2 separate regions of the Homo sapiens genome follow, and region 2 is linked to region 1. Evidence: chromatin loops called from intact Hi-C (ENCODE). Cell type or tissue: PC-3. All regions are shown on one strand. Region 1 overlaps ADK (adenosine kinase). Region 2 overlaps ADK (adenosine kinase).

Region 1 (5,000 bases):
ATCACAGTATGAGTTGCTTCAGTTAAAAATTATGAGTGGATACTCAATCTGGGAGGGGGTTGGGACTTTTGATAAAGAACAGAATATTTATGTGATTTTTTTTTTTTTTTGAGATGGAGTCTCTGTCGCCTCGGCTGGAGTGCAGTGGCGTGATCTCAGCTCACTGCAACCTCTGCATCCCGGATTCAAGCGATTCTCCTGCCTCAGTTTCCCAAGTAGCTGGGACTACAGGCACCCGCCACCATGCCCAGCTAATTTTTGTATTTTTAGTAGAGACAGGGTTTCATCATATTGACCAGGCTGGTCTTGAACTCCTGACCTTGTGATCCGCCCCCCTCGGCCTCCCAAAGTGCTGAGATTACAGGCAGGAGCCACCATGGCCAGCCTAATTTGATTTGAGGATTTGCTCAGTCTGTCTTCCTTCCTTCTTTCCTTCCTTCCTTCCTTCCTTCCTTCCTTCCTTCCTTCCTTCCTTCCTCTCTCTCTCTCTGGTCTCTTTCTTTCTTTTTTCTTTTTTTTTGAGATGGAGTTTTACTCTTGTTGCCCAGGCTGGAGTGCAGTGACATGATCTCGGCTCACTGTGACCTCTGCCTCCTGAGTTCAAGCAGTTCTCCTGCCTCAGCCTCCCAAGTAGCTGGGATTACAAGCAAGTGCCATAACACCTGGCAAATTTTTGTATTTTTAGTAGAGACGAGGTTTCACCATGTTGGCCAGGCTGGTCTCAAACTCCTGACCTCATGATCTGCCTGCCTCGGACTCCCAAAGTGTTGGGATTACACGTGTGAGCCACCGTGCCTGGCCTATGTGATCTTAAATTGTCTATTCACAAACTGCTTGTTAGATGCAAGGGAAAAAATAGGTACTATACAATGGAGAAGTAGGACAACACCTTGATCAGGTGGTCAGAATTCCTATCACCAGTGCACAGCAGATGGACATGATGTGCCTCTAAATGTGACACTTTGAGAAGGATCCATCATAATGTGTGTAGTAGTCTGCCTGGGTGTGCATAGTCTGAACTTAATCATGAGAAAATATTAGACAAATCCAAAATTAGAATCAGTCTATTAAAAATGGGAAAATAAATAAGTAATGGGATAAGCGCGTCAGACACAGTGGCTCACACCTGTAATCCCAGCACTTTAGGAGGCTGAGGCGGGTGGATTGCTTGAGTCCAGGAGTTCGAGACCAGCCTGGGCAACATGACAAAACCCCATCTACTAAAAGTACAAAAAAATTAGCCAGGCGTTGTGGTGTGCACCTGTGGTCCCAGCTACCCGGGAGGCAGAGGTAGGAGAATCACCTGAGCCTAGGGAGTTGAGGCTGCAGTGAGCCAAAAAAAATTATGCCACTGCACTCCAGCCTGGGCAATCAGAGTAAGACCCTGTCTCAAATAAATAACAAATAAATTAAAAATGAGGTGAGGTAAGTTATGACTATATTCTTCAAAAATGTCCGTATCTCAAAAGTCAAAATCTGAGGAAATGTTCCAGATTTTTAAAAACTATAAAGATACCACAGTTAAATCCTGAACTAGACTCTGTTCCAGAGGAGAAAATTTCCATAAAGGATATTATTGGGTAATTGACTAAATTGAAATATGGACAGTAGATTAGATAACAGTGTTACTGAAGTTGATGTTGATGTCCACACTGTAGCTATGTAAGAGAATATCCTTATTCTCAGAAAAGATACACTGAAGTTTTCAGAAGTAAAAAGACATTGTAAATGTAACTTCCTCTCAAATAGTTCAGGGAAATAAAATTGTATGCAGAGAAAGAGTACATGCAAATGGTGCAAAATGTTAACAATATTGTGCACCTGGGTAGATGATATGCAGATGCTTTTTGTACTATTTTTATTCCTGCAACTTTTTTCTGAATTTGGAATCCTTTTCAAATAAAATACATTTTAAGCAGGCTAATAATTAAAAATCTAAACTAAGATTATATTGGGAAACATTATGCTAAGTGAAATAAGCTAGACACAAAAAGACAAATATTGTATGATCTCACTTATATGAGGTACCTAGAATAGGCAAATTTATAGAGACAAAAGTAGAGTAGCAGTTACCAGGGGCTAGAAGTAAAGAGGAGTGGGGAGTTATTGTTTAATGGGTACAGAGTTTCTTTTGGGGTGATGAAAAACTTCTAAAAATGCATAGAGGTAGTAGTTGCACATTGTGAATGTACTTAATGTCACTGAATTGTGCATTTAAAATTTGTTAAAATAGTAAATTTTATGTTACGTATATTTTTCAAAATAAAAAAGTATCTTGGGGATGTTTACTTCCATTATAAAAGGATTCCCTACAATTATTTAAATATAAGCTCCCTTTGTTTATTTAAACAATTTTATACAGCTTTCAAGATTCACATCAGATACTTTTTGAAGATTCCACTTATAACTGATTATGTAGTATCTGTATTTCATTTTAGTTGGTTTTTAAAAATAGATTATTGAAAAACTGACATTCACCTTGGGCAAAGGTCTTAGCTTTTTTCAGCATCCAGGTTCTCCACTTGTCAAAGCAAAAGATTCTTCAGAATACTTCATTCATCATCTAGTTCTCTTAGAAAAAGGATGCTGGTGGTTTTGCTTCACAAAAATATTTCATAAACATGAGCTTTTTCTTTTTCTCACAATGATCATACCAGGCGGAATGAAGAAAACAGATGTTGCTTATAAGGCGTCTAATAGACATGTTTGCATTGTAAGCTGATCTGACTCTGAATTTGGCATCTGCTCCATTCACTGTGTGGACTGAGCATTTTCGCCTCACAGTTTGGCAGAAAAGTTAATATTGACTTTTGACTGTTACCTGAAAACTTGGTGATAAAATACTCTTACTAAACCTCTTGAGAGAGTGATTTTACAGTCTCAGCAAATGTCTTTAAAATACATCATTCTATTAACCATTTTAATTTTATTCTTTGGTTGGGAATACTTATTTGTTTCATCTAATACAGAGCATTCCCCAAATCTGACTGGGAAAAGTCTGTGTGGTCAGAATGGTAGAAGAAGGAGGACATAAATCACTTATAATGTTCTCTACAGGTCATTATACCACAGCTTCTCAATTAACCTTCATCCCCCTCAGGCTGCCCAGGGCCTCAGGGAAGGCCCAGAAGCCTAGCTGCAGCACAGTTTCTCATTATTATCTGCTCTTCTGAGTATTTGAGTGTTAACTGCAGCAGCTCAGCAGCTCAGGTTTCCCCTAAGGGGAAGGTAGCCCAGATTCTTCTGCTCTTGACCTGTCTTATTTGCAATTATCCTTTTTTTCTTTTTTCACAGTTTTATTGTGGCATAATAGACATACAATAAACGGTATGAATCTAAAGTTTACAATTGTATAACTTTGGACATATGTGTACACCCATGAAACCATCACTATGGACATATCCACTGCTCCCATGGCCTTTTCTAATCATGCCTTCCTGCTCCTTCTCATCCCCTTTTGGATTGTTTCCAGTTTGGGGCTATTACAAATAAAGCTGCTGTGAACATTCATTTACAAGTCTTTGTGTGGATATGTGCTTTCACCTACCTTGGGTAAATACCTAGAAATAGAACGGATCATATGATATGCACATGTTTAGCTTTTTAAGACTGACAGATGGTTTGGGAAAGTGGTCTTAGCATTTTACATTCCCACAATTAGTGTGTGAGAGTTCCAGTTGATCACACCCTTGCCAACACTTGTTATAGTCAGTCTTTTCAGTTTTAGCCATTCTGCGAGTGTGCAGTGGTATCTAATTGTGATTTTAATTTGCATTTCTTTAATGAATAATGATATTGAACATTTTTTCATTTGCTTATTTGGCATCTATCTTCTTTGCTAAAATGTTAAATACTTTTGCCTACTTTGTGTTGAGTTGTTTCTTGTTATTGAGGTACCAAGTATTTAATTGTGACAAAGTTCAGATTATTTTTTCTTCTATAAAAGTTGCATTCTTAGCCAAGTGTGGTAACTTATACATGTAATCCCAGTGCTTTGGGAGGCCAAGGCGGGCAGATTACTTGAGCCCAAGAGTTCAAGACCAACCTGAGCATCTCTACAAAAAAATGCAAGAATTAGAGGAAAGCTGAGGTGGGAGAAGAGCTTCAGCCCAGAAGGTCGAGGCTGCAGTGAGCCATGAGTGTGCCACTGCACTCCAGCCTGGGTGATAGTGAGACACTGTCTCAAAAATAAATAAATTTTTAAAAAAGAAAAGTTCATACTTTTTACCTCTTACTAAGTGATCTTTAGCAAACCCAAGATCACTAAGATTTTCTTCTATGTTTTCTCCTCAAGAGTTTTAGGATTTTATTCCTTACATTTATGTCTGTGATTCATTTCAAGTGAATTTTTGTAGATAGTGTAAGGTAAAGGTTGAAATGCTTTTTTTTCACACAATTTGTTAAAGTGTCCTTTCTTGATGGGATTGTTTGGGCACCTGTGTCAAAAATCAGTTGGCTATACAGAAGTAGGTTTATTTCTGGACTCTGTTCAGTTCCATTGATCTATTTGTCTATATGCTAATACCATAGTGTCTTGGTTATTATCATTCTATAATAAATTTTGAAATCAGGTAGTATAAATCCTCTGGCTTTGTTCTTCTTTTTCAAAGTTGAGTTTTTGCTAACCTAGGTCCTTTGAATTTCCATATAAATTTTAGAAGCAGCTTGTCAGTTTCTATAAGAAAAATCTGCTAGAATTTTTATTAGTATTCCAATGAATTAATAGAAAAATTCCTGCAGAACTGATAATATTGAATCTTCTGACCTTTGAACACTTTATGTCTATTTATTTAGGCTTCTTTTATATTTCTCAGCATTGTTTTGTCATTTTCAATGTGCAGGCCCTACACAACTTCTGTCAGATTTATTCTAAGGTACTTCAAATATTTGAAGTATGTGAAGTACCTTAGAATAAATATGGATAAATATTCTTAACTTTTTAATCAATTTTTGTTTTTGAGACAGGGTCCTACTCTGTTACCCAGGTTGGGGTGCAGTGA
Region 2 (5,000 bases), 61 kb before region 1:
GGGCATACTACCTCCATTGCAAGTGCTCAACTCTCCCTCTGTAGCGTGAAAACAGCTGTATATAAACAAATGGGTGTGGCTGTATTCCAATAAAACTCTATTTATAAAAATAGGCAGCTAGCCAGATTTGGCCCACAGGCCATATTTTAACAAGCCCAGGTCTAGATGTTAATGTAATGGGAATGTCATATTAAGAGAATTATTTGATGAATAGGATATAATTCTTATTTCATAGAGACCATTCTCTCAGACTTTTTATTTTTAAAGCGTAGGCAAATATAAAATATTATTTCACTGTCAGGATGTAATACCATGGGAAAAAGATTAAAAATACTCTGGCACCAAACTGTTGTAGTAAATTATCTGAAATAGAGCCTTTGACTTCCCAATTAAGGAAGAAAATGGTGTCTGCAACACCTGTGACTGGGTTATTTTAAGTCTTCAAAAGTTAGGGGCCTAGTAGAAGAGAGTCTCAAGGGCTTGTTCATTTTCTTTCTCATCAAATGGGCCAAATCATGCTTTTCATAGTAGAAGGTAGGCTGTGGACCCTTTACTATTTTATTTTTAAATATTTCTCTTGGCTAGGCATAATGGCCCATGCCTAAAATCCCAGGCTGAGGCAGAAGGATCCCTTGAGCCCAGGAGTTTGAGACCACCCTGGGCAACATAGCAAGACCCCGTCTCTACTAAAAAAAATAACTTTTTAAAAATTAAAAATAAATAAATAATTTTTTGGTGGTCCAGAAAGGGGCAGCTGCCATGCTTTGCAGGTTTCAGATCCCCATCTATCTTGGGTTGGGTTTCTATCTTGGTCTTAAGTTATCAGTATTCTAATATGGAGATAAGTCTGCCTTCACTTTGGAGACCTTTGTTAGTTCTTCCATGTCAGGCTTCAGCTAGTATAGTTTGTCTAATGCATTTATATAAAACTTGTTTCCAACAATGAAAAAGCAATTACAGGTTGGGATATGTAATTCAGGCCCATTACTACATAAAAGGATCAGCACAGTGGTACTTTATCTGACTAGGGAAGTCTAAAATATTCTTGTTGGCCAGCTTGCTTTCACATAAGCACTGTTCGGGATCTTTTCTAAGTTGCAGAACATGAATTCCTTATTGGCCTATCCCACTAGCCACAGCTGTGAGCACAACAGAACTGACACATACCTGGTAATTATACCTTATCTAAAGTGAACAGGGCCACCTTCCCAGCATAGTGACAGCTATAGCCCTTAATCTAATGCAGTGGTTCTCAAAGTATAGACTCACTGGGGGTGCCCTTTCTGAGGCTCTTTCAAGGAATCTCTTCTATGAAATCAAAACTACTTCACAGTAATTCAAATATATTATTTGCCTTTTTGACTCTCAATGACAGTAGAGTTTTCCAGAGACTACATAATGTATGATATCACAACAGATTGAATACTGAAGCAAATGTTAAGAATCCAGCTGACTTCTGTTAACCAGATATTAAAGAGATTAGCAAAAACTTAAATGTCATACTCTCTACTAATATTTTTGTTTGGAATATATAGTTATTCTTATGAAAATATGTTAAAATGTAGGTTTATTCAGAAATTTTCTGAGATCATTTTATTTTCTAATACAGTAAATATTAATAAATATGACTCACACAAAATCTATTTGGAGTCCTCAATTTTTTTTTCTTTTTTTTCCTGGCTTACATTTTTTGATGCACTCAATTTTTTTTTTTTTTTTTTTAATTTAAAAAGAGACAGGGTCTCACTATGTTGCCCAGGCTGGTTTCAAACTTCTGGGCTCAAGCAATCCTCCTGCCTTGGCTTCCCAAAGTACTGGTATTACAGGTATGAGCCAGTGCACCTGACCTCAATAATTTTTTAAGAGAAAAAGTTTGAGAACCCCTCCTCTAATGTAATACCCTTAGTTGCAATACTCTGATCTCATGGTTACTGATATCATCTTTACCATATTCCCTCTTATAAAATATTTACTAAAATTATCCCCAGAGATAACCCTTGTTAACAATTTAGTGATTACTTCTAGACATCTTTCTACTGAGTGCTTGCATTCACACATAATATATATACTTTTACATTTATTGGATCATACTGTGGTCTTTCAAAACTTATTCTCCTGAGTTTAATTTTTCTACCTGATCACTCTCTGAATTCTTATAAAATCTTAAGTTCTTTTTTTTTTTTTTTTTTTTTTTTAAGACAGGGTCTCACTCAGTCACTATCACCCAGGCTGGAGTGCAGTAGCATGATCATAGCTCACTGTAGCCTCAAACTCCTGGGTTCAAAGGATCCTCTTACCTCAGCCTCCTAAGTAGCTAGGACTACAGGTGTGTGCCACCATATCTGGCTAACTTTTTTTATTTTTAGTGGAGACAGGCATCTCACTATGTTGCTCAGGCTGGTCTCAAATTCCTGGCCTCAAGCAATCCACCCACCTCAGCCTCCTAAAGTGCTGGGATTACAGGCATGACTCACCATGCTTAGCCTAAATCCTAAGGTCTTAAAATTGAAAGGGACAGAGGGGTCATCTTATCTCATTCCCAACTCAAGTCAGAAACCCTCTCTAAAACATTCACAACCTGAGAGGTCCATTTAATTTGGTTTTATAAACCCTAAATTGTTAGAAACTTTTTCCTTCTCTTGGACATAAATTTGCCTTCTTGATCACTTTTACCCATAGGTTCTAGTTCTACTTTGGGAAACTATATAGAATGCATCTTATCTGTCTTCACTGGGCTTCATTGTGGGTATTTTCTTCTGTTCTATCTTCCAGTTCACTAATTCTTTTTTAAGTTGTGTCTAAGCTTCTATTAAAACTATCCACTAAATTTTTACTTTCAATTTCCATTTAAACCTGTTGTATTCTAGTCCTCTGTTAAAATTCTCGATTTTATCTTTAACTCTTGCTATTTCAAAGTTTCTGTTTGTTAAGTTCAATATCTGGAACTGCTTTATTAAGCTGTAATTTCTGCTGGTTTTAATTTCCTGCTTGCCTCTTTGTATTACTGTTTATTTTTTATTGTGGGTGATATGTTGTATTTGCAAAATTGCTTATAGAAATAATTTGAAGTATAGGATGATTCATGTTTGCTTTTGGCAGGCATGGGGACATTGGCACACTATATTTATCTTCATCTAAGTTTAAAGATTTAGATGATTAGAGGCTAAGCTACAATCCCTTGTCTAGGTCTTTCTACTGCCTGTTCACACACCCTTAATCCTTTTGATTCCCACCCTGAGATAAGGAGATTTTAACTAGGCCCATTACTCTTGACAGACTGGGTTCCAGACTTTGTCCTCCTAGCATCAAACACCAGACTCACTTCTCTGGGTTTCTATCATCCTCTGTATTATAGCCTGGTAATTCTTCATTCTTTTGTTAGGACTTCAATGCCTTCAAACAGATTTTTTAAAAATATGTCCAGATGTTCTAATTCTTGATAAGACAGTTGGTCTGAATTACCTAGGCTGCCATTAGTACCTGCAACCTACTTTAATCCGTATTAATATTTTTCTGTCCTTCTGGATTGCTTGGGAAACTGTTAAAGAGCAGGAATAACCCTGACCAGGCATCTGTACCACATTCAACCAGATGCTCTGTAAGAGCTCCTCTTGAAGGTTTAATCTGATATTAATCAGATAGGAAGTACAGTTCTTATGAACAGATTCAGTCTTCCCACAGGGATGAGTTCAGTTAAGAGGGGCAATGGATACGGTGTACAGTGGCCCCATTTTCCTTTATGTTTATATTCTAGTCTTGTAATAAAACTAATGCTCAGAATGAAAGGTCTCAATTTAGGATTTAAACCAAGTATAAACAAAAAGTTAAAACAAGCTATTGTTCAAACTTTGACTTAAGTGAAAGAATTGGTTTTTTTATTTGTTTGTTTATTTTTGAGGCAGGGTCTTGCTCTGCCACCCAGGCTGGAGTTCAGGGATGCAATCATAGATCACTGTAACCTCGAACTCCTGGGCTGGAGCAGTGCTCCCGCCTCAGGCTCCTGAGTAGCTAGGAGAACAAGTGACACCACACCCAGCTAATTTTTTAATTTTTTTGTAGAGATGGGGCTTTGTATGTTGCCCAAGCTGGTCTTACCTTCTGGCCTCAAGTGATCCTCTTGCCTTGGCCTCCCAAAAGTGCTGGAATTGCAGACATGAGCCACCATACCCGGCCTGGTTTTATTTTAAAAAACACTTTTGCTGCCCTTCTGTAAAATGTTAATTATATGTATGCACATTTTCTTTTATCTGGTGCTTCTCTAAATTCCTTTAGCCCACGTCTTATCCAACTAGTCATGTGGGAATTTCCTCTTTGGGGAATTAAATATTTAATATTAACTTCTAGGTAGTACAGAGCAGCCCACTGTGTTTCACTTTTGTATTATTCCTTTGTTAGCACTAAGTTTTCTGTATCAGCTTGTCTAGAATTTTTGTTTCAAAATTGTATTCTTCTAATTTATTTGCAGTTTTTCTCTTCTAATTGTTTAATTGTCCATCCCCTACCCCCTGCCCCAAGGCAAATGTACTGTCTTTTATCCATATGTGCCCATAAATTCTAAACTCAAAGATTTCTGGTTCTCCCTTATATTTATGGTATTTTTCTACTTCTCTGTTCAGTATATTTTTGCAAGTGTTTCAGTTTTCTTCAGTGTTTGAGGTTCTCTAGTGTGTCATTTCATTTTCATGCATCAGAGTAATTCCTACCATTCTTATATGGAGTCTCTTACCTGATGATTTTTTAATTAGTAAAGTGCAATATTGAACAACATTGAAGATTTTATTTCTTAATCTAAAACATAATATTTATTTAATAATGAAATGGAAATATAGGTTTTGTGAAAGGGAGAAAGGTGTTTCTCTAAATATTATACCTGTGTCAAAAAGCTGCAAGTGCTACTACCACTGTTTTGTGACCCCTGAATGATTTCTGCTTTCTTTATATTAATACTTACTCTAATAGTAATTGAACTCCCAAAAAGATCACAAAGTCCCCAATTGCTA

The links. Hi-C counts contacts between places; a loop is a spot of excess contacts. Peaks named below come from ENCODE experiments on the same cell type or tissue, not always from the same donor. Only the 100,000 strongest peaks of a DNase experiment are listed, where the experiment ranks them.
Region 2: it touches region 1 in a loop (3.0-fold over the local background); 2 of 110 quality-filtered maps call a loop at or near these places.

The regions. Positions count from the first base shown.
Region 1 is chr10:74,702,096-74,707,095 of GRCh38, forward strand. All of the region lies in intron 10 of ADK (adenosine kinase), which reads left to right. Among named protein-coding and RNA genes, the nearest start is that of KAT6B, 120 kb to the right of the region's middle. In PC-3, no CTCF peak of the experiment used is centred here; a DNase peak (open chromatin) is centred at 2,746; H3K27ac peaks cover 553 bases.
Region 2 is chr10:74,640,657-74,645,656 of GRCh38, forward strand. All of the region lies in intron 9 of ADK (adenosine kinase), which reads left to right. It also overlaps the pseudogene NDUFA8P1. Among named protein-coding and RNA genes, the nearest start is that of ADK-AS1, 110 kb to the left of the region's middle. In PC-3, no CTCF peak of the experiment used is centred here; DNase peaks (open chromatin) are centred at 2,445 and 3,105; H3K4me3 peaks cover 483 bases; H3K27ac peaks cover 1,742 bases.